3 separate regions of the Mus musculus genome follow, and regions 1 and 2 are each linked to region 3. Evidence: chromatin loops called from intact Hi-C (ENCODE). Cell type or tissue: left cerebral cortex. All regions are shown on one strand. Each heading gives the region's core, and the rest is flanking DNA. Links, peaks and the distances in the headings are about the cores only.

Region 1 (7,459 bases), core at 1,266-6,265, 92 kb before region 3:
CGCTCTCTAACTCCAGATGCAAGTGATCTGACACCCTCTTCTGTCCTCCACCAGCACTAAAGTGTAGAATATACATACATTTAGGCAAAAATATCCATATGCATAAACTGATTTTTAATTAAAAATTCTTAAGGAACTAAGAAATACTATACTAAGAATATTTGTTCTCAGATACTTCCTTCTCCACATTCACAAAGATACCTTGAAAGGTGGAAATAGAACACTTTCTAAGGATGGGAAAATCAGATAGGTTGACCACTTTTATTTACACGGTTTTAGAACTAAATTACTCAACAGAAGACTATATTGACCAAAGTGTACCTATTACTGTACATTCATTTCCTCTTCAAACCTAGGGTATTTTGTTCCTTAAGCAGTCTTGAATGAAAGTTGTATATCAGAGCCCTCCACTCGCATCCCTTCCTTGTATTTGTTCTCCTTTACTACCTGGCAGGATTTGGCTTTTCGTTCCAGGATTTTTCTGAAGCATTTGTCCAGCATGAACCTGGTGATCCCACCTTGCTAGGGTGAGTGGCCACAGACAGCTGAGCCATTAGCCTTTCCTCACTGCACCATGCAGGCCACACCTTCCTTCCGGTAGACCTGGACTCCTTTTACCAATCTGTGGGCCTCTGTAATGTCCTCTTACAGCCTGACCTTCACCATCCTTTCAAACGGGCACAGACAGAACATCAGACTTCTGCCTCAGCTCTCTGAAAAGTGGGAAAGATGTATCTTCCTCCACACGTGAAAAGGACGCTGAGAAGCTTTTTTTTTAATTAGGTATTTTCCTCATTTACATTTCCAATGCTATCCCAAAAGTCCCCCATACCCTCCCCCCCCCACTCCCCTACCCACCCACTCCCCCTTCTTGGCCCTGGCGTTCCCCTGTACTGGGGCATATAAAGTTTGCATGTCCAATGGGCCTCTCTTTCCAGTGATGGCCGACTAGGCCATCTTCTGATACAGCTAGAGTCAAGAGCTCCGGGGTACTGGTTAGTTCATATTGTTGTTCCACCTATAGGGTTGTAGATCCCTTTAGCTCCTTGGGTACTTTCTCTAGCTCCTCCATTGGGGGCCCTGTGATCCATCCAATAGCTGACTGTGAGCATCCACTTCTGTGTTTGCCAGGCCCCGCTGAGAGGCTTTTTACAGATCCTGCTTTGGTCAGAAGTCAGATGAACTTCAATTTGACTGCTGCTCCAGCAATGTCCACAAAACGGGAAAGATGTAGTGTTGCTGTTGTTACTGTTGCTGTTGTTTTTAAAGCTGGCAGTTATTCTGACCATGAATCAAACACATATGCTAAAATGCACTCAAATTCTATCCTATTAAACAAACTACCTTCAATGTAAACCTAACAGTTTAGTTTTCTCCACATAGTGCACAATACACATGAGCCTTCTAAGACTCAGAGAGGCCACATCTCCAACATAATTTCTTTGCCTTCCCCTCCTTTTCTTTCACACTTTGTTATCCCTGCGCGGGATGACTCGTCCACATCACTCACTAGTAACATAAGGGGCTCTCTCAGTATCCCAGTCAGTACATCAAGTGTCTACTTATTAGTGCTATACAACAATGTTAATTTTACTGTAAAAGCTGATTAGAAACATACTTTAACAATTTATTCTAATTATAATTAGATATTTGTTGACTGCTAAATTCTAACAAAGCAAAAAAAAAAGGTTATTTCTTAATTTTAGAAAGATCTCAGCACTTCTGCTCAGTCTTTTTTATTATTATAAAAATATAATAATAATAATATTCCAAAGCATGCTCGTGAAGGCCAGAGGACTACGCTGTGTAGTCAGTTCTCTCTTTCTGTCTCTACATGAGGTCTAGGGATCAAAGTCAGGTAGCCAGGTCTGGGGAGGCCCCTTAACACACTGACCCCGTTCATCAGCTTCTCTGTTCAGCCTTAAAGTGCAACCACAATAATTTGTATTTTTAGAATTCACTGAACATGATGATCTACCTGAAAGAGCCAAACTAAGAGAATTCAAAGATTCATCAAAACAATGGTAAATTCAAAGAACAAAATGAACAAATTCACTGTAATCAAATGAAGATGTGTAATCAAAGAGATGTGAGCAATATGCCATTTTTTGCCTAGCAACAAGAGGAAACACTTTATTTTTAATTGTAATATTTAAGTCTCCAAGCACTCAGACTGCTGACCAGAACTTCCCAAAGACTAGGTTAAGAAACTGATAATTAAGGTCTTTTAAATGTCGGCTGTATAATTAAATCCTGCTCATCTTCTAGGAACAAACCCTAAGGAAACAGAAGACTAAGCCTTAAGGACAAAGCTGTTCTTTTAAAATCAGTAAAAACATTAAAATGTTAAAAAGCAAGTTTTTGTTTCATTCATCCTACCAAGTCCTGCCAAATCATTAACTACATTTATGGATACACATCCACGATGTTTTCTAAACACAAAACAAGACACTGTATGAAAAATGTTAGGTAAAAATGCAAAAAGATTGTTTACTATTGTGAATAGAATGACAGATTTTTCTTTATTTTTATTATCAAATCTTTCTATAATTAAAATATACAAAATATATAAATATATTTAAATATAAAATGTTTAAAACCAGGAAATATTATCAAAGCCTTTTATATCATATTTATGCAAAATGCCGGATATAAGTTAACAATACAAATAGCAATGTTAATAACCTACGCACACAGCCCTCATCAGCTGTTACCAATAGATAGCATGACATCAGGAAATATGTGAAAGCAGCCCCTAGTGAAAAGATTCACAGAGGAAATAAAGAAAAAGTTGAAGCTGACGTTTACTTCCTAAAACTAGATTGTTCTAAATTGTTTCAGTCTAGGAAAGTAACAAATTAATATATATATATATATATATATATATATATACTCAGAAACAGTTGCCACAAATTTTCTCTACTCAGAATCATAAAGAATAAAACTTTTCAAAAAAAAAAAAAAAAGTATCCCCAAACTCACAAACTCCACATTTCTTTTCATCACTCTCCTTAGCTAACTAAAACGAAGTTGGTGGGGGGGCGGGGGGGGAGGTGGAATAAAGCAAACTGAGCAGAGCAAGGTAGGCGAATGCCTAGAATCCAAATTCTTGGAAGGCTGAGGCAGGAGGCTCTAAAGTTTGCAGCCAGCCTGGGTTACAAACCTGACTGCCTTGTCTCACCGCCACTAAAATTAGTCTGACTTCACAAGGCATCAAACAACGCCCCCAGCCCCGCCCCACCTCCTCTATTTGGAGTTTGCCAAAGCAAAAGTTCGAAACAGAGCTTTTATTCCGGTGTGAATTCACACACACACACACACACACACACACACACACAGAGTTCTCACCCAGCCCACAATTCACACACACACACACACACACACACACACACAGAGTTCTCACCCAGCCCACTCAACCCAAGTCTGCAGGACTAAACGATGGAGGCAGGCAAGCTACAGCAGGAATGCCTGCTACACCAACAGAGCTGCACAAACACACCTGTCTGGTGGCTGCCAACCTTTGTCTAGTGCCAAAACCGAGGCGCCCCGCATTTCAAATAAATCCTAGCCCGCCTACCTCACTCTGTAGCTTAAGCAAACCCAGCACGTCCCCAGCCCGAGCCCGTGCGAGGCGCCACCGCACCCTTTCCCAGTGCGGGGCCCGGACCCCGCGGAACGCATTTCCGCTCGGACCGAACCCCACCGGACAGCCCGTCCCCGTCCCCGGTCCCCGTCCCCGCCCCAGCCCCAGCCCCCGCCGGCCGCGCCCCCGCGCCTCCCGCCGACTCCCCCCGCCCGCCAGCCTCGGAAAAGTGCAGCGCGCGTTCTCCGGGCGCCTCACCCTCGGGCAGCTCCACGGTGCGCGCGCGGCGCAGCGAGCGCGTCAGACGGTTGAGCTGCTCCATCGCTCTCTCCATCCTCGGCGCGGCCTCCGCGAAGCCCCCGCCGCGCCCGCGGCCTCCGCGACCCGCGCCCTACATCCCCGCACAGGCCGGGAGAAGGAGCGAGCTCGCTGCGGCCGGCGCCCAGGAACGCTAGGATGCTAAGCCGAGTCAGTCCGCCGCACCGACGGCTGCCAACCAGACCGCGCTGGGGTGGGCACCAGCCGCCGCCTCCGCTCGCTCGCGCCTTTCCTGCCGCGGCCCCGCTTCCCTCCTGGGCTCGCGAAGCCTTCTGGGAACTGTAGTTTCGAGCTGGCTGGGCCGCACTCCCCGACGGAGCCACGCCTCTATGGCATCTATGTGGTGATCTGTAGGTTAGACTGAGCAATTTGTGGAAATACTTTGTGGGCTTTCACGCGCCCTCACGTTCTTCCCTCCAAAGTTGTATAAGAGCATCCTCCCTCGGTTCTAACACACCCCAGTAAAGCAGATTAGAGAATTTCAGTTATTCCTAAATTCATCACCACCAAGCTAAAACAGATGTACTTTTCTATAAACAAATGCCTTAACTATCCTGCTTACAAATTAAATTTTGAACAGTAATAAAACTCAAGTTCGAAAGCAAAATTGTAGGTTTTTTTTTCCTTTATTGTGACTTAACAATGCCTTGTTTCTCTTGCTGAGTACATTTCTAAGAACAAGGACACAGCTCTATCGTATGCCCCGTCATATATATCCCTGTACTTAGCACAGAAAATGATGCCAACTCCAAACTTTGAGGAAAATCTAAGTGACAAACAGGAAAAACAAATGTTAATTTGGTAAAATGCAATCTCAGTTCCCATGACAGGCCCCAGTGGGCGAATCAAAGACTTCAAAGCTGGGCATGATAATACATACAGGTTATTCCCAGCACTCAAGAAGCAGAGGCAGATGGGTCCTGAGTTTGAGGTTAGCCAGCACACACAATGGAGCCCCGTTTTAAGATGATGGAGGTATGAGCTTTGAGCCTACTACATGTAGCCCAGGCTAGCTTTGCATTTGATGTGTAGCTAAAATGACTACATTCTTTGTCTCTACCTCCCCAGGGCTAGGATCTGTACTGCAGCCCTGAAGGGAAAGACTTCCCCTTCACAAGTGTTACAGCTCTGCTCCGGGCTGCAGGAGGGGGGAGTTTTCCCAATACAAGTGTAACAGCTCTCTGCTCCAGGAGAGGATGCTCCAGTGAAAGGGTTACATCTTTACTAGAGAGGGATCCTGGCAATCCAGAGCCAAAGAATACCACAAAGTCACATCACACACAAGACCTCACACAAGAGGTTTAGTAGAAAGGCAAAACCCAAGAGAGTGGCTGCCACTGCTCCGATGAAAAGCAGCAGGGAACTGAGCAGAAGGCAGGGCTTATATAGGCTTATATATTTATCTTATATAGGATTGTTGGGGCTTGGAGGTGGAGCTTTCCAAGCCAAGCTTGGGTGAGCGCAGGGGTTGGTGGGTTTTGCTCTTCAGAGATTAGTGGGTTTTCTTGTTCAGGGACTGGTGGGTTTTCTTAACCCTTTTGTCCCACACTCACTACCACACCTGGTAGACACAAAACCTCAATTATGACAAAAATGGTTTAATAAAATTTAAGTTGGAATTAGAACAATGGCTCTACAGCTAAAAGCACTGGCTACTTTTCCAGATAACCAGATTTGCTTTCCACATAGTAGCACAGGGCCATCTGTAATGCCAGTTCCAGGAGATCTGATGCTCTACTCTGGCCTCCAGGCACTGCATACAAATGGTGCACAGACATATAAGCAGGCAAACACATAAAAACTTAAAATATATATTTTTTTTCAGGGACTGGAAAGGTGGGTCAGAGGTAAAAAGCATGTTCTACTCTTGCAAAGTTTGGTCCCCAGCACCCACCTGGTACCCCACCTGGTACCCCAAATCTAATATAGTCCAGCTCTAGGGAATCAAACATACTTTGGTGTCCATACCCATGCAGAGAACACAGAATCAAGAATAAAATATCTGGGCCTGGAGAGATGGCTCAGTGGTTAAAAGCACTGAATGCTCTTCCGAAGGTCCTGAGTTCAAATCCCAGCAACCACATGGTGGCTCACGCCATCTGTAATGAGACCTCGTGCCCTCTTCTGGTGTGTCTGAAGACAGCTACAGTGTACTTATAAATAAATAAATCATTTTTTAATTATCTTTTTAAAATAGTTTAAGGGGCTGAAGAGCTGGCTCAGCAATCAAGAGCACTGGTGCTTGCTATTGCAGAGGACCCAGGTTTGCTCTCCAAAGCCCACCTAGTGACTTAACTGTCCTTAGTCTAGTTCCGGACACTCAGATGATCTCCTCTGGCTTCTGCAGGCATTGCATGCACATTGTACACTTACCAGCAAACAGAGCACTCACCCATACAATAAAAGTAATAAATCAAGACTTCAAACAGGCAAACATTTAAAAATCTGAAGTGTGAATCAATCCAATCTGTGGTGAACATAAGAATGACGACTGAAAATGAAAAATTAAGGGAGGAGGCCTCTCTCGTCTATCATCACCAGCGCTGAGAGATGCTGGAGTGCGTGAGGAACAAAGGAATGGAGATTCTCACCTTGTCTCTCAAAGAGGCAAAGCTTCCCTTGCAGTGAGTTCATCAGTGTAAGAACAAATCTTGCCTGATCACCTCCTTTTTAGAAAGAGATACTCTCTGACCTTTGTGCAGAGTCTAAAGAGGAAGAGGGTGGCTGGCATTGGTGTCCCTTCCCAGGGAGGTTCTAATCAATTCCAGCCTACATGTGACAGTCACTTGTGCTACAGGCTCAAGGCAGAGCTTCATCATCTTTACTTAACCAGTTAGTTTGGATGAGACCCAAACCTGTCTGGCAGGTTTAGAAAACCCAAAGCTTCAAAGGAAGGACAAAGGCAATAGGCCAACCAAGGTGGTGCTCAAACTTTGCAACCTGGTATCAAGTGAGAATGTTCTGGCTCTGTGTCCTCCTTAAAACATCCAACATGTCAGCTTCCTGTGGTGCGTTCATTAGCTTAGAATGCTCAAGACCCAGGACTTGGTTTTCATTACACACACACACACACACACACACACACACGCATATTAAAGGATAGAAGGCTTGGTGCTTCAGAGTCCCTGGCTACCCTTGCAGAAAACCTAGACTCAGTACACAGAATCACGTGGTGGTTCACAATCATCCATGACTTCACTTACAGGGGATTCAGCACATTCCATGAGCACTAGACACAAAGGCAGTGAGTATACATACGAAAATATACTTAAACTGATAATGAACTTAAAAAATAAATAGAAGGAAAGGAAAGCCTGTTTTGGTGCCAGGTCTGATAAAGCATGACCTACTACTGCCCTGGTGTGAGCCCAGAGGCTCCAGGTCAGTCTGGGCAACAGAGTGGAAGCCTGTCTCAAAACAACCGGTAAGAAGGAAGGATTGCACTGTTACATGAAAAATTAGTCCCTCAACACTTATCTCTGACAAGATGCAGTCATTCCATGGACTTTATGTAGAACACCTCCAAAGTCCTCTAGGCATTAAGCCCAGACATAGATT
Region 2 (7,459 bases), core at 1,266-6,265, 1.0 Mb after region 3:
ATGTACTATCAAGCAAATGCATGCATACACACACAGAGACACATCCTCTACCATCTGCAATCTTCCCTTAGAAAGGATGAGGCGTAGTCATCACACACACACACACACACACACACACACACACACACCCTTTTGCCTCCATGACAGAGCCTCTATGCTAGGCTAACCTGCTTTGTAGCTGAAAATGACCTTCAATTTTTTATCTTCCTGCCTCAACACCCCCAGGTGGAGATTATAGGCGTATGTTACTTTGTTTGCTTTGTGCTGTGCTAGGAATTGAGCCCAAGGCTTTGTGTACACCGATGTCTTTTTCTCTCCACTGTGAGCCTTTCTCCTTGCTGTGAGGCCTCTCCTCTCACTGAAAGAGAGAGGTGTACTTTGGTCCCAGGCTCTCACTGATGTGGAAGCTATCCTTCCTCCCTCAGACTCTGAGAGAAGATTTTTCAAGGAAAGTGCCCATGAGCGTGCACCTGCCCTGCTGCCTCTCTCTCCCTAAGCATCCCTGCCCTGGCTCGTCTTAGTTCAGGCTCATTCCTTTTCCCACCAAATTCAGGATAGATGTCTTCTGGGTTCAGAAATGATTGCTTTTCCCACAGCCTTTTTCAGGAGTTAAGATCCCTCTCATGTCTGAATCACTATAATAAAAACATAGTTAGAAAGGCAATCAGATCTTAGAAACCCACAGTGGTTTTCCCCGTTTGCCAGGGACACGATGGTTACTGTTGGCACTATTTGTTAAGTTGGTGGATGTTCAACTGAATAAATAACTTAAAAGTATGTGGATAATCAGATAAAACCAGAACTGTGACAGGACCAAAATATGCTGAGGCATCCTGACATGGCAGCCATCTTGAAAGTTTTTACCGACCTTAGGAGAGTGCTTATCTTTGTTACATTACGAGAAGAGAGCTCTGCTTTAATTTACTTAATCTTTGTTTCTCTTCTTTAGGAAGTCAAAACAGTGACATCATCCTCTACCATCCCACAGGCCGCTAGGATCACCATTCCCAAGTCTAGGCCCTGACAATGTTTGTCCTAGTTGGGGGGAGGGGTGAGTTATGTGTCACGCAAAGGAAGCTTATGCTATTTTTAGATTGATTTAACACACCATTGAAACATATCATACACATATCACACCCATGACACACACGCGGCGTTGTAACACAGCATGTGTCATACATACATTCTCTCTCACTCACACACATAACTTGCTCTTCTTGTCCGGCTTTTAAAAATGGAAGGCAGCCCAGAGAAGCCAAGCCCGGTTGACTAGAGTTGAAAAGGCTGTTAAAGTTTAAAAGCCAAGTGCCCCTCCAGTTCTCAGCCCGGCTTTGAGACATGTGGGAGGGCTTCGAAGCCACAGTGCCCCTCTCTAAGGCTCAGGCTTACAGTTGGTCCCCAAATGTTTACCAGCATGAAGATGCCTAGCTTACAGGAAGTGGGAAATGGGTGTGGGGGGTTGAGGGTGGGTGGGTGAGTAGGGAGTGGGGAAGAGGGTGGGGGGTGATCTATTGATGTGGTTAGCCTGTCATTGACCTTGTTTGGCTATAGCAGGAGTTGAATTAGAAAATGAAAACCCGTTTCATCTTGAGCATATTTTATCCCTTTTTTTTTTTTCTTACTTTCCTTAGGGGAAAAAAACTTTTTTAAGCCCAAGTGGAGTCCAGTCTCCAGATTTGGTGCTCAGGTTCCCTCCGTGCCGCAATAGCAGCTACTATAGTCGTTTTGCTCATAGTCATCTGGCCGCCTACAGAGTGATTCCCAACCTACCCAAAGACTAAAGGGGCGGGGAACCTGGCCCAGGAGCTGAAACTGAACGAATGGTGGGTTTGCTGATGCATCAAAAGAAAGGGACGGGGCTTTCAGAGAACATAGCTATTGGGATTGTGATGGGCTACCATTTCACAGATGAATGAAGACAGCTGCTGAGATTGGGGTGTCCTGACACTGGAGAAAATGAAAAAACAAAACAAAAAACAACAACAACAACAACAAAAAAAAAAACCGACCAAAACTGTATCCAGCGTGTTGCTTAGAAGAAATATTTTTTAAAAGATTTATTTATTGCCGGGCGGTGGTGGCGCACGCCTTTAATCCCAGCACTTGGGAGGCAGAGGCAGGCGGATTTCTAAGTTCGAGGCCAGCCTGGTCTACAGAGTGAGTTCCAGGACAGCCAAGACTATACAGAGAAACCCTGTCTCGAAAAAACAAAAAAAAAAAAAAAAAGATTTATTTATTATATGTAAGTAAGTACACTGTAGCTGTGTTCAGACACCCCAGAAGAGGGCATCAGATGGTTGTGAGCCACCATGTGGTTGCTGGGAATTGAACTCAGGGCCTTCAGAAGAACAAACAGTCAGTGTTCTTACCCACTGAGCCATCTCTCCAGCTCCTAGAAGGAATATTTTAATACTTAGGATTCCAGACCATGGCCACTTCAGTTCTTTGTGCTGTGCACAGGCACTAGCACCTCCTGGTCTCCTAGCTTTAGTGTCCACATCCGGGAGTGCGGGGCTCCAGCCTTTGGAGGGTGCTGGGTGGCGCTCAGCCCACAGTCAGGCCCTGCTTAGCTGTTCTGCTCTGGACGCTACCTAAGTGCTATAATATGAATTTGCCCTTCATCTTAGCTTATACCACTATCTCTCCTTAACTACCACCGTCAGCATCAGAACTTGGCCTGGAACTGTTTGTTTTGTTTCCCCCTCATCTCGTGTTCGTTTGTCCTGGAGCAAATACTTCAAGGATATTATACTCCAATGATGCTCTATCCCTTTTTTTTTTTTTTTTTGGTTTTTTGGTTTTTTGTTTTTTTGTTTCCTGATGGTTTCACCTATGGCTTTGTCCAGCACAGCTGGAACACCTGGAACTAATTTTAGGGTTGCCTGGATGAGCCTCACACTGATATTTGATGTTTGCGTCCTCCCTAGACTCAAGCCTATTTCGCCACCTCGGAAGGTGAGCCCAGGCTGATATTAATTAACCATGAGTTGATTCACAGGCATCTTCCAGTCATTAAAGCAAACATTTGGCTTAAAATAGCCCTCTTCCCACTCTGACTGCCACCCTTTGCTTCTTTCTTTACACCACAGTGGTGGAATCACTGACACTTACATGGTATCTGTGCCCCAAGAGCAAAGTTTTTCATGAAAGGAAAGCAGGGTAAACCGTGTTAACTGCTGTGCAGTGGAGACAGCTAGCAGCAGGCCAGACCCTGAGATGACTACATTGTTTTTCTGTCCATAGTGGTGCTGACTCAGCATCGGTTAATAAACCCTCTGCAGGAGGCTGGATTTCTTTTGTTTAATTATCACTTGGACCTTTCTGAGAACTCTTAAGAATTGTTCATTCGGGTTTTTTTGTTTTGTTTTGGTTTGGTTTTTTTGGGTTTTTTTTTTTTTTTTTTTTTTGGTTTTTGGAGACAGGGTTTCTCTGTATATAGCCCTGGCACAAGAGCAAGCTAACAGCCTGTTTCTTCTTGGTGCTAGCGCCCCCTCTGGCAGAAAATGAAATAACAGGTGGACCTACAACCCCCCCCCCCCCCCCCAGTGTATTCTACTCTTGTCCCCGGTATAAATTTGATTGTTCCGAACTACATAAATTGTAGAAGGATTTTTTAGATGCACATATCATTTTCTGTGATACCTTCCACACACCCCTCCCCCCCAAAAAAATTTTTCTGGGAAAGTTTCTTGAAAGGAAAACAGAAGAACAAGCCTGTCTTTATGATTGAGTTGGGCTTTTGTTTTGCTGTGTTTCATTTCTTCCTGTAAACAAATACTCAAATGTCCACTTCATTGTATGACTAAGTTGGTATCATTAGGTTGGGTCTGGGTGTGTGAATGTGGGTGTGGATCTGGATGTGGGTGGGTGTGTATGCCCCGTGTGTTTAGAATACTAGAAAAGATACCACATCGTAAACTTTTGGGAGAGATGATTTTTAAAAATGGGGGTGGGGGTGAGGGGAACCTGCGATGAGGCAAGCAAGATAAGGGGAAGACTTGAGTTTCTGTGATCTAAAAAGTCGCTGTGATGGGATGCTGGCTATAAATGGGCCCTTAGCAGCATTGTTTCTGTGAATTGGAGGATCCCTGCTGAAGGCAAAAGACCATTGAAGGAAGTACCGCATCTGGTTTGTTTTGTAATGAGAAGCAGGAATGCAAGGTCCACGCTCTTAATAATAAACAAACAGGACATTGTATGCCATCATCACAGGATGTCCTTCCTTCTCCAGAAGACAGACTGGGGCTGAAGGAAAAGCCGGCCAGGCTCAGAACGAGCCCCACTAATTACTGCCTCCAACAGCTTTCCACTCACTGCCCCCAGCCCAACATCCCCTTTTTAACTGGGAAGCATTCCTACTCTCCATTGTACGCACACGCTCGGAAGCCTGGCTGTGGGTTTGGGCATGAGAGGCAGGGACAACAAAACCAGTATATATGATTATAACTTTTTCCTGTTTCCCTATTTCCAAATGGTCGAAAGGAGGAAGTTAGGTCTACCTAAGCTGAATGTATTCAGTTAGCAGGAGAAATGAAATCCTATACGTTTAATACTAGAGGAGAACCGCCTTAGAATATTTATTTCATTGGCAATGACTCCAGGACTACACAGCGAAATTGTATTGCATGTGCTGCCAAAATACTTTAGCTCTTTCCTTCGAAGTACGTCGGATCCTGTAATTGAGACACCGAGTTTAGGTGACTAGGGTTTTCTTTTGAGGAGGAGTCCCCCACCCCGCCCCGCTCTGCCGCGACAGGAAGCTAGCGATCCGGAGGACTTAGAATACAATCGTAGTGTGGGTAAACATGGAGGGCAAGCGCCTGCAAAGGGAAGTAAGAAGATTCCCAGTCCTTGTTGAAATCCATTTGCAAACAGAGGAAGCTGCCGCGGGTCGCAGTCGGTGGGGGGAAGCCCTGAACCCCACGCTGCACGGCTGGGCTGGCCAGGTGCGGCCACGCCCCCATCGCGGCGGCTGGTAGGAGTGAATCAGACCGTCAGTATTGGTAAAGAAGTCTGCGGCAGGGCAGGGAGGGGGAAGAGTAGTCAGTCGCTCGCTCACTCGCTCGCTCGCACAGACACTGCTGCAGTGACACTCGGCCCTCCAGTGTCGCGGAGACGCAAGAGCAGCGCGCAGCACCTGTCCGCCCGGAGCGAGCCCGGCCCGCGGCCGTAGAAAAGGAGGGACCGCCGAGGTGCGCGTCAGTACTGCTCAGCCCGGCAGGGACGCGGGAGGATGTGGACTGGGTGGACATGAGAGAGGCTTATCTCAGATGTTGGATCTTCTCTTGGAAAAACGTGTGGGTACGACCTTGGTAAGGAACCAGATTCTGTCTTTAATACGATTTGAAACCTTTTATCCCTTTTTCTTTCTTCCTTTTTTTTTTAACTTTTCTTTTCTCCCCCCTCCCCCTTTTAAAAAAAAAAAAAGAATGAAGCCTCAGTAGAAACCAGCGCTTCTGTTTTAGTACGCGGAGCACTGTCAAACATTTAGAAGACTTTTTTCCTCCGTATGAATCATTAACCCTTTCAGTTCTAGACATAATTGTCAATTCACTGAAATTTCAGTAGTGGTTCTTGTCCGCTTCGCCACTCGCTGCCTTTACATTACTGTAACTATCCCGGGTTGACTTAGGTTTTCACTTGTATTTAACATCGTTTGTTCCACATGACCTTACATGTTGGAACTAAATAAGAATGAGATAGTTTAAGTTGTACCCGGGACAAGGACAAGTAAGCATCTTTCCCCTTCTCGGAGCGTCCTATCTAGGGACGAATTGTAAAGACCAGCTCCGGAGAGGGACTCCCGCTGTACTGTGTTTACATTTTCACAAGCGCGCGTTCTAACATGGTTATCCTTATTCCTAATTTTTATCTGCGGCGTCTATGTGGGAATACGTTGCAGAGGCTGTTTTATCTTTCTTGCTTTTCCTCTTTGGAAAGGACTTTTTCCGAGGGCAGATAAGAGGAGGATCCCCAAGTCTTCTGTATAACTTTAGTTACAGTAAACTGTGCCACTTCAGTGACTTCTGGGAATTCATGCACTTTCACATTTAAATAGAAAGTGCTATTTGTGGCTGAGGGCTCCTAAAGGAATTCTCTTCAGGGAATTCTATTGACTTTTTTTTTAATATGTTTTGTTTTTAATTTTTCTATCTGGCTCGAGATGCCCACGGATTAAAAAAACAAACAAAACTGCTGGGTGTTTCCCTCTTCCCCAATTTTTCTTTTCCTGTGGTCCATGGGAGCTCGGGAAGGCTGGTACTCAAGGATGCTGGCAGGATGCAACCCCTCTCAGGCTTGCCTGCTGGAGGATGAAAGAGACTGAACGCGCGCGCGCGCGCGGCAGAGGGAGGGGACCTAGTTGTTTTGAAAGTTGCTTCGCTAGGGAGCTGGTGGGAAAGTTCAGTTTTCCCCATTTGGAAAAGGCAGACTGGGTTCCGCTCCTGCACCACACGTGTTTTCCATTTTTAGCTTCATTCAGACGCAGGCAGCGCCCCTGCCTCTTCCTCCCCTTGTTTGTGACACTTCTCTGAGACAGCTTTTCCACAGCTCTGAGGGTCTGGCGGCCATGACCCCGGGCGTCCCGGGACACAGGACGCAGCAGCGCCCACAACACATTTCTGCCTTGAGTGATAAAGCCAAGGATTGTTCAAAGGTAGCTGTTCTTTCTCTCCCGATGAGGTTAACATATACATATACGCTTTTTTTTTTTTTTTCAGCCAAAGGCTGCATTTTAAAACCGTGCTTCTTCAAGGCAGTCTACTTTACACGGCTTTGGACTCTTACTCAACTGTACAAGTACTCCAAGCTTTTAAAGTCTTCAGAGCACCGTGTTAGTCATAGCCTCTAAGAGGGAGGCACAGGAGCGCCGGACAATGGGGATTAAAAGCCTTTCCCTTCTCTTCCAGGCTGCCCCCAAGTCTAGCTCCGGCTCCGTGAAGTTTCAAGGACTGGCAGAGACTGGGATCATGAAAATGGACATGGAGGACGCTGATATGACTTTGTGGACAGAGGCCGAGTTTGAAGAGAAGTGTACATACATAGTGAACGACCACCCCTGGGATTCCGGCGCTGACGGGGGTACTTCTGTTCAAGCCGAGGCATCCTTACCAAGGAACCTGCTTTTCAAGTATGCTGCCAACAACAGCAAAGAGGTAAGCCGGCTGCCTTCTTGAAGTCTGACTGGCAATTGGGCCAGCTCTCCTACTACTATCTCTGAGAACCGTGAGAATTTATATGCATTGGCAAATAATTGATCGCTCCAGTGGCTGTTTTCCTTGCTTTCTCTTCAAACCAATTCCTATTCATTTCTTCCTCCCTTCAGCTGTCCTATACTAATTAGTAAACAGTTAAATTTTTTGGCAAGTTGACATGTCTTGGGAAAGCTAACTGGCAGCACTGGTGGGCAGCATGGTAAAGGGCTCAGTGCTTCACCCCCTGGCCCTCTTGGATGACAGTT
Region 3 (7,459 bases), core at 1,474-6,473:
TGTATTTCTAGCTTCTTTATAAAAGATTAGTTATCTTTATGTATGGATGTATGTTTGGGTCTTCAATTCATTTGCATTGATAGATATGTCTGATTTCCAATATCACAGTTTTTATTACCTCCAGCTCTGTAGTACACCTTGAATAAGAGACAGTGATAACTCCAATATTTCTTTTGTTGTTCAGTATTATTTTAGCTATTCTGGTGTTTTTGTTTTTCCATATGCAGTTGAGAATTGTCCTTTCAAGGTCTGTAAAAACAAAAAAACAAAAAAAACAAAAAAACTGTGTTCAAGCTAGGCACCAGTAGTCCATGCCTTTAATGCCAGCACTTCGGAGGCAGGGGCAGGCAGATCTCAGTTTGAGGCCACCCTGGTCCACAGAGTGAGTTCCAGAACTGCCAAGGCTACACAAAGAAACCCCTGTCTCAAGTGGGAAAAAAAAACAAAAGAATTGTGTTGTAATTTTGATGGGAATTTCATTGAATCTGTAGATTACTTTTGGTAGAATGGCCTTTTAAAAAAGTATGGAATAGAGTTTATTTAGGACATGGGGAGGGGAGTTGAGGAGGAAGTAGAAACAGAGAAAGGTAGAGAGAAGAAGAGGGAGAGGGAGAGGGAGAGAGAGAGAGAGAGGAAGAGAGGAAGAGAGGAAGAGAATTGTACATATTTATATATGAATATACATTTTGTGAAAAGGGTAATTTACATTCATGATGGTTACATAGATGAAAATAAGCCTCTGTGGTTTGAGTTCCTCCTTTTACTATAATAAATAGAAAAATACCTATACAAATATAATCAGTTCATGTAGAAAAGATGCTCATTTTTAAACTAAGAAGCAAAACTAGCCAGTTATAAGAATGATGCTATTATAAATTGTATTTTGTTGCATCAAAATATGTTGTAGTCTTAACCCTAGTACCTATATGTTTCATTATTTTGTTATTGAATCTTTGCAGTGAACGTTGTGACATAATCTAAGATGCTAGCATCCATATTGAAGGGGAAATATGGACAAGAGAGACAAACATGTACAGAGAAAAGATGATGTGGGATGTGGCACCAGGGGAAAAAGCTATTTGCCAGCCAAGCAACATCTGCAGCAAGCAAGGAGAGGCTGGGAAAGGAGCCTCCCCTACAGCCCAGTGAGGAGCTGATCTGGACGCACCTTTATTCCAGACAGCTCATTCCCATGATTGTGGGACAACAGATTTCTCTTGTTATAGCTCTCCTCTCCATCAAAATGTTACTTGTAAACCCTCATTTCAAAAATGTTTCAGAGTAGGAAAAACATGTAAAAAGCCTAACTTTTCAACAGTAAAGCAGCACTTGTCATTTCTTAGTAAAATGACATGGTGTCTGGGATTTACTTTGCCAATCATAGAAAGTAAAGGGCCGGAGAGATACAACATGCTGCACTTCCGAGTTCTTAAATGCCTTGCTGATTATTTTAAATGTAGTCCAAGTGAATGTATAACTTAAACATATCTACTTCTTTTGCGCTCCTATATAAACTGTTGTAGGCAAGCAAAACTAAGGCTAAGAGAGACCATGTCAACAATCTCTGGGAATAATTATTAGAGGTCATTCTATGAGCAAAGCAAGTTATCATCATGACTCCAATTCAAAATATCCATCTTTAGAAAGAGTTCTCCAGAGTCCTGTCTTTCGACTTTTTAATCTGCTTTGGTCTTGTTGAAATATTCCTTAGAAGGTTTTTTTTTTTTTTTTTTTTTTTTTTTAACTCAAGTCTACAATCTTTCCCTAATACCCAACATGAATTAATAAACTAAAATCTTAATTTTAGTTTTCACTTCTGTGACAGCAGTATAATGCTATGACTTGACATAAACAAACAAAAAAACTCGACTTGTGTTGGTTACTTAAGATATCAACTCTGGGTTACATCTTAATGTATTTTGGTTTATGTCAGACTCTTCTTAGGACTAAACGGCTATCACATATATACCTAACACACCTAAATTGTACTGAAAGTGTTGCCCTTTAAAAGTTATTTAAAAACGAAGTTCATTCTATATGTATATCATTTGTAGATACCACACATAAATAGAAATTGCTATAGTGCTAAGTCAGTATGTCACATTTCATATGGTAATAAAATAATTAATAGCTTTGTTTTTTCATTTTAATAATCACATTTGCATCCCTTCCTCTATCTTTAAAATCATATTGCAAAGTAACATTGCGTTATAACAGAGCATCTACAATTAAAGGACACAATGATTTTAAGTATTGCTGCTAAAAGAATCTTTTAGGCAGGTGAGATGGCTCTGAGGATGATGGTGCTTGCGGCCAATTCCTCCAACTTGAGTTCAATTTCTGTCACCCATATGGTGTAAGGAGAGAACTGACCCCTGTCTGGTGTCCTCTGACCTCCACATGCTTGAACACACACACACACACACACACACACACACACACACACACAGAGAGAGAGAGAGAGAGAGAGAGAGAGAGAGAGAGAGAGATTAAGGAATAGAAACCTCTGTTCTCTGTAAGTTATGTAAGAAATGCTTCATGTATTTGCCAATGACAAGGTATCTTTTATCATAAATCACATTCCACTGACTCAAGGGAGAAGCAGACACTATCTTGGGTATGAGTTCAAAGGAGTCAATTGGTTAATTCTTAGAGGAATCACAATAGGATTTAAATTCCGATCAGCTTTCTGATGTATCTTACCCATTAAACCAGAAATGCCCTGTCCTGGAAGGCAATGCTGCAAATAGTTGAAATGAGATCTGAATCCCAGACCAGACATTCAAAGACTATAGACATAGCAATGGTTTGGTGATTTAAGTGAGGGCGCCATGCAGTTAGTCAGCCTTTGTTGTCATTTTCAAAGTTTTACAACTTTAATTTTGAACAAAACTGGTTTTGTGAAATATTTCATCTGTTTTTCTTAATTCCAAGTAATAGTCGGTTCTCAAGGCTAAATGTCTGTGTATGTTTTTTGCAGCTGGCTGACTATCATTGTGAGAGTGGAATGAGGACTTGCTGACAAGAGAGAACTAAGAAATACTAGAAATAAAACAGGAGCGACAGCAGTAATGTGGGACACTATACCCGGACTACACACACAGCCTCGTTTCTGGCCGCCGACTTAAGGGCTTGCTATGGGACAATTACTAAGTCGAACAGAATTGGGGGTCGAATATACATTTTACTAGGCACAGAGGATGCCAGGTCCCTCGAAGTTCTGACTTGGTGGATGCAGCTCATTGGATTCAGATCAGATGCACTTTGTCCTTACTGCCCCAAACTGCACGGTTAGGCAGGCTCGCCCCTGCGCAGCCGACCCGAGGCGCCGGCTACGGCCAACGCGCATCCTTATTTTCCCGGGTACCGAGTGCGGGACTGAGCCGGAGAGTGCGCCCGCTGCCTCCATCGCGCGTGCTCCCTGCGACCCACGGGGCGCGCGACAGGACGCGGAGAGAAAGGCCGCGGCTCTGGAAGCTTCCCGAAGAACCGCGGAGCCGCGGGCCGTGAGCGCCCCAGGCCCTCGGGGACGCGCCTGAGCGGGTCAGGAGATGGGGGTCGGGTGGGAGCGCGTGCTCGCGCGCGCTCGGGGCAGGAGTCCCGGGGCGGCGGCGCGCGCACGCCCGGCCCCCGGAATGAATGGAAGGTTCAATCTCGCGCGCTGGGCGCGGGCAGCCAATGACGCGGCTCGGAGCGGCGGCGGGCAGGTGTGCGCGAGCCTCGGCCTGACGCAGGGCTCGGGTCGAGCCGCTCGGGCCCCCACGCCGCCCGGTCCCTGGCACTCGGCGCGCACAGCCCTCCGGCTCGCCATGCGCCGGCCCTCGCGGCCGAGCTCCGTCAGGAAGTGACAGGCTCGCGGCGGCCGCCGCCGCCCTTTCTCTCTCTCCCCTCCGCCAGCGCGCCGGGCAGCACGACCATGAGGCCGCGGAGGTAAGCAGCCGGCCGCGCGGGCGAGGACGCGGGCGCGGACCCGGGGTGCGCGCGGGTGCGGGTGTCGCACGTGAGCAACGTCGAGCGGAGCTGGGAGCTGAGGAGCGGGGCGCTGAGGCGCCAGCGTGGGGAGGGAGGGAGAGAGGAGAGCGGAAGGGCCGCGCGGCGTGGCGCGGAGCGGCGGGTGTGACAGGTCCCGCGACAAGTTGCCGTGCGGGACGGAGCGCCGCAGCCCGCCGTCCTCCCGCTCTCTCGCTCCAGGCGCGGGCCGTGCTTGTACTTCCGGGTTCACACCTTGGGGGTCCCTGCTCTGGGCGCGGGTGGGCGCGGTGCGGTCAGCGCGGCCGCCCGGGCTCGCCGTGCGCGGCTCGGGCGGGCTCGGAGTGGGTGGCGCGGGCGGTGCGGGCTGGGGTCTCGGCGGCTCGCCCCGCGGTGCGGGCTCCTCGAGTGCGGGCTCCCGCCAGGGGGCGAGCGCACCTGCCCTCCGCGCTCGCCGCACGCCCGGCCGCTTTGTACCGGCGGGCGTCGGGTAGCCTTCGCGCTCGGGCTGGCTGGGTGACTTCAGTTTGTGAATTAGAATTCAGGATGGGAAGAGATGCGAGGGAAACAGACGTCGGTGGTGTTGGAAAAAAGGATAAAACCGGGGAAGAAATGCAGCAGCGTTAACTGCGAGAAGTGGATGCGGGTTCTTGATGAGGATTTGTACTCCGAAAACTTTTTTTAATTGATAAATATTAAGAGTTTCCGAGCAACATCTTGCAATATGCATTTAGTTCCCTTATTGGCAAATATCTTAAATGTAAGTAATAGTAAGTCCGCCATTTTGGATTGTTTCACGTAGCAGGATGAAATCTTACGTGCCAGTGTTTCCTTGAGGTCCTTTCTATGGGTTTGTTTTTATATGTAGGTTTTAAGCTGTCGTGTAATATTACTGTTCACAGACGTAATTTCTCCCGGAAATATTTTTATGGTTAGAATTGTAAACGCAAGAGAAAATACATCGTGTTCTCTTATTATTGTAGGGATTTTTTTTTTTTTGTCAAAAATATTGTAGTAGTGAGGTGGCAGTGACATCTATCTAGTATTATAATGATGTAAAACATTTTACAATATTTCTGGAAAACTAAAAATAATTTTTTCTTCACCTATCACAAAATTATGATGTTTTATTTTTGTGTGTTTAACATTTAGCTGACCACTAATGAAAAATGGCCTTTTAAAACAAATGTTAAAGTCTAACAGTAAATTAATAAAATAAATAGTAAATAAAATGTCACGATCTTATCAGATAGATCTTTAAAGTAAACCTTTAGCAATCCAAGTCCTTGGAAATGTGTCAATTTTGTAATTTTAATAAATGTAAATTGGTGAGATGACATCTTTCTCCTCAGTATTTGAGATTTGATAGAACTGAATTAGACTGTACGTTAATTCATTTCAAAAGAATATGATATAACAATTTCCATTTAAATTAGTAATAAGTTCCTAGTTCATGTTGAGAGTTCTCAGAGAAATATTTTTATTAAATAATAATGTTTATTTCTCTTTATGTATATGAACTACTGAAGTGTAAATGTACCTGGTTTCTTAAAGACCTCGAGGAATTAAACTGCCACAGGCTTTTAACAAGGGAAGGAAGATTTTCATGAGTGAAGATTTTTAGAGTTTCCTGATTTACAAGTAGGATCAGCTGATTTGTTTCTTGATAATAAAATATCTTAAGTGTTTAAGGAATTTCATATATTTAGTGCAGATTGCTAATATGAATGAACTGTTTATGAATACTTTGCAATAGATTTAGGACCAGTGATCTGATGATTATATGACCCTTTTACCCTTTTCAAATAATAAGAGTGTATTTTAATATATGTTCTGTAACCAAACTTCTTTGAGAAAGAATGAAAAATTTGTTGTGAAATTAAACTTGAGGTAAATACAAAATACTCTGAACCAGAGTCATTGTAAATAAAGCACATTGAGATCCAAAACACCTATGCTTAGTTTTCAGGATGACTTATTTTAAAGGGCGTTGCACATGTAACTTCCCAAACCCACTAAACTTTGAGTAAAGCCGTGGATAAAAGTTTAGTTTTTGTATTGACTCTGATGAAAGAAGAGGTAGGTGGGTCTTGTCTTACCTGTTTGAAACTTTAATCTTTATTGGTATCTGATCTGGTCACGTTTGGATTTCATAACAGATTGCTATACTACTTTAAAATTCATTAATAGAAGAGAAAATCCACTCCTAAACAAAAGGTATATTCATGGCATTCTATAGGTGCAGGGACTGGTATCTTCAAAATAGTTGGAGTGATACCACATTTTCCCAAGCTCTGATCAGGAGATGACTTATATACATCTTAGTTCATAGTTGATTAAGATAAAAATAGAAATATGGAGATGAGTCAACTTAGAGGTCATTATTAAAGCTCCTTATCGTGAAAGGAACATTAAAGTATTTCAGTAGGTAAAGGGTTATTTGGTCTATTTTAGAATTTTCTTTTGTCTTAAAATTACCAAAAGGTTAAAGATGTTGTATTTAAAGGCTTTAGAACCAATACTTGCTTTTCTTGTCCTTTAAAGGTAATGCATTTTCTTTATAAACAATCACTGTTTTTGATAAATTACAAGGTAAGCAAACATTTCTTGCTGCCAAGCAGAACAATGAGAATTCTTTATATATAGATATATAAAATTGATTTACTCATCCATATCTAGAAATGTGATTTATAGGGTTATATTGGTTTGAAAACTTACCATGCATATGCTTAATGGTATTGTGCTGAACCTCTGACAGGGTGAGTCTATGAAGTCGCTGACCACAGTGCTGAACCAAGACAGCCATATTGTTCCCTAGTCAATCTACCTGAAAACTGTACACAGAAATTGTGTGGCGGTTCAAGGAGAAATTTGTATATTTGTGTTATATATTTTTTTCATTTAATGAATTTTTACCCAATTGGACTGTAAATCAGAAGATATGATAAAGACAATTTATTCCCAAGGTATATTAATTTACTGTTCTGCATTGGTTTTGAATAATAGTATAAAATAAGTAGGATCAGTGCTAGAGATTTTCTCATTTTCTGAAAGCTGTCACTTCCTGACAACAAAACTTTAAAACTAGTTTAGCCAACCAATGAATTTAACCCCCAAACTGTGATTTTAGTTGATGGTAGTGCAAGGCTGTACATCAGTTTTTATTTGCGAGTTTGATTGAGGTTTATATTTTGGCACCATAAAAATCAGTATCATAATGTGTGGTTATCAAATACCAAACTAAAAACTATATGTGAAATAAGTCCTATTTAGAAGTAACAATATGAACAATTTCCAAAAGAATATAAATTTTGAGATTGTCTTGATCTAGCACTTCAGGGAAGTTTATGTTGTTAGAGGCAAGACAGACATCAGAGTTTAAGTGGTCACAGTGATTGATAATGCTGGAGTTCTACGTTGTGAGACAGGAGGAAGGATGTGAGAAACTGTCAAGATTACCTGAAGAGGATTGTGTAATGAACAAATTCAT

What was found. A loop is a pair of places that touch in the nucleus more often than their neighbours do. Peaks named below come from ENCODE experiments on the same cell type or tissue, not always from the same donor. Only the 100,000 strongest peaks of a DNase experiment are listed, where the experiment ranks them.
Region 1: a loop joins it to region 3, with 2.6 times the contacts of the local background. A loop is called at or near these places in 4 of 42 quality-filtered maps.
Region 2: it touches region 3 in a loop (6-fold over the local background); 2 of 42 quality-filtered maps call a loop at or near these places.

The regions. Positions count from the first base shown.
Region 1 is chr10:45,574,533-45,581,991 of GRCm38, reverse strand. Hace1 (HECT domain and ankyrin repeat containing, E3 ubiquitin protein ligase 1) reads right to left here and starts at 4,163. Exons shown (of 24, transcript NM_172473.3): 1 at 3,842-4,163. The coding sequence starts at 3,917. In left cerebral cortex, for the core only: no CTCF peak of the experiment used is centred there; DNase peaks (open chromatin) are centred at 3,353 and 4,150; H3K4me3 peaks cover 1,345 bases; H3K27ac peaks cover 805 bases.
Region 2 is chr10:44,456,320-44,463,778 of GRCm38, reverse strand. Prdm1 (PR domain containing 1, with ZNF domain) reads left to right here and starts at 5,031. Exons shown (of 7, transcript NM_007548.4): 1 at 5,031-5,312; 2 at 6,909-7,154. The coding sequence starts at 5,271. In left cerebral cortex, for the core only: CTCF peaks have their summits at 3,475 and 5,102; DNase peaks (open chromatin) are centred at 4,164, 4,409, 4,971, 5,802 and 1 more place; H3K4me3 peaks cover 1,863 bases.
Region 3 is chr10:45,482,698-45,490,156 of GRCm38, reverse strand. It overlaps a transcript of Lin28b not described here. Among named protein-coding and RNA genes, the nearest start is that of Lin28b, 16 kb to the right of the region's middle. In left cerebral cortex, for the core only: a CTCF peak has its summit at 4,414; DNase peaks (open chromatin) are centred at 3,717, 3,991, 4,412, 4,751 and 1 more place; H3K4me3 peaks cover 2,108 bases; H3K27ac peaks cover 375 bases.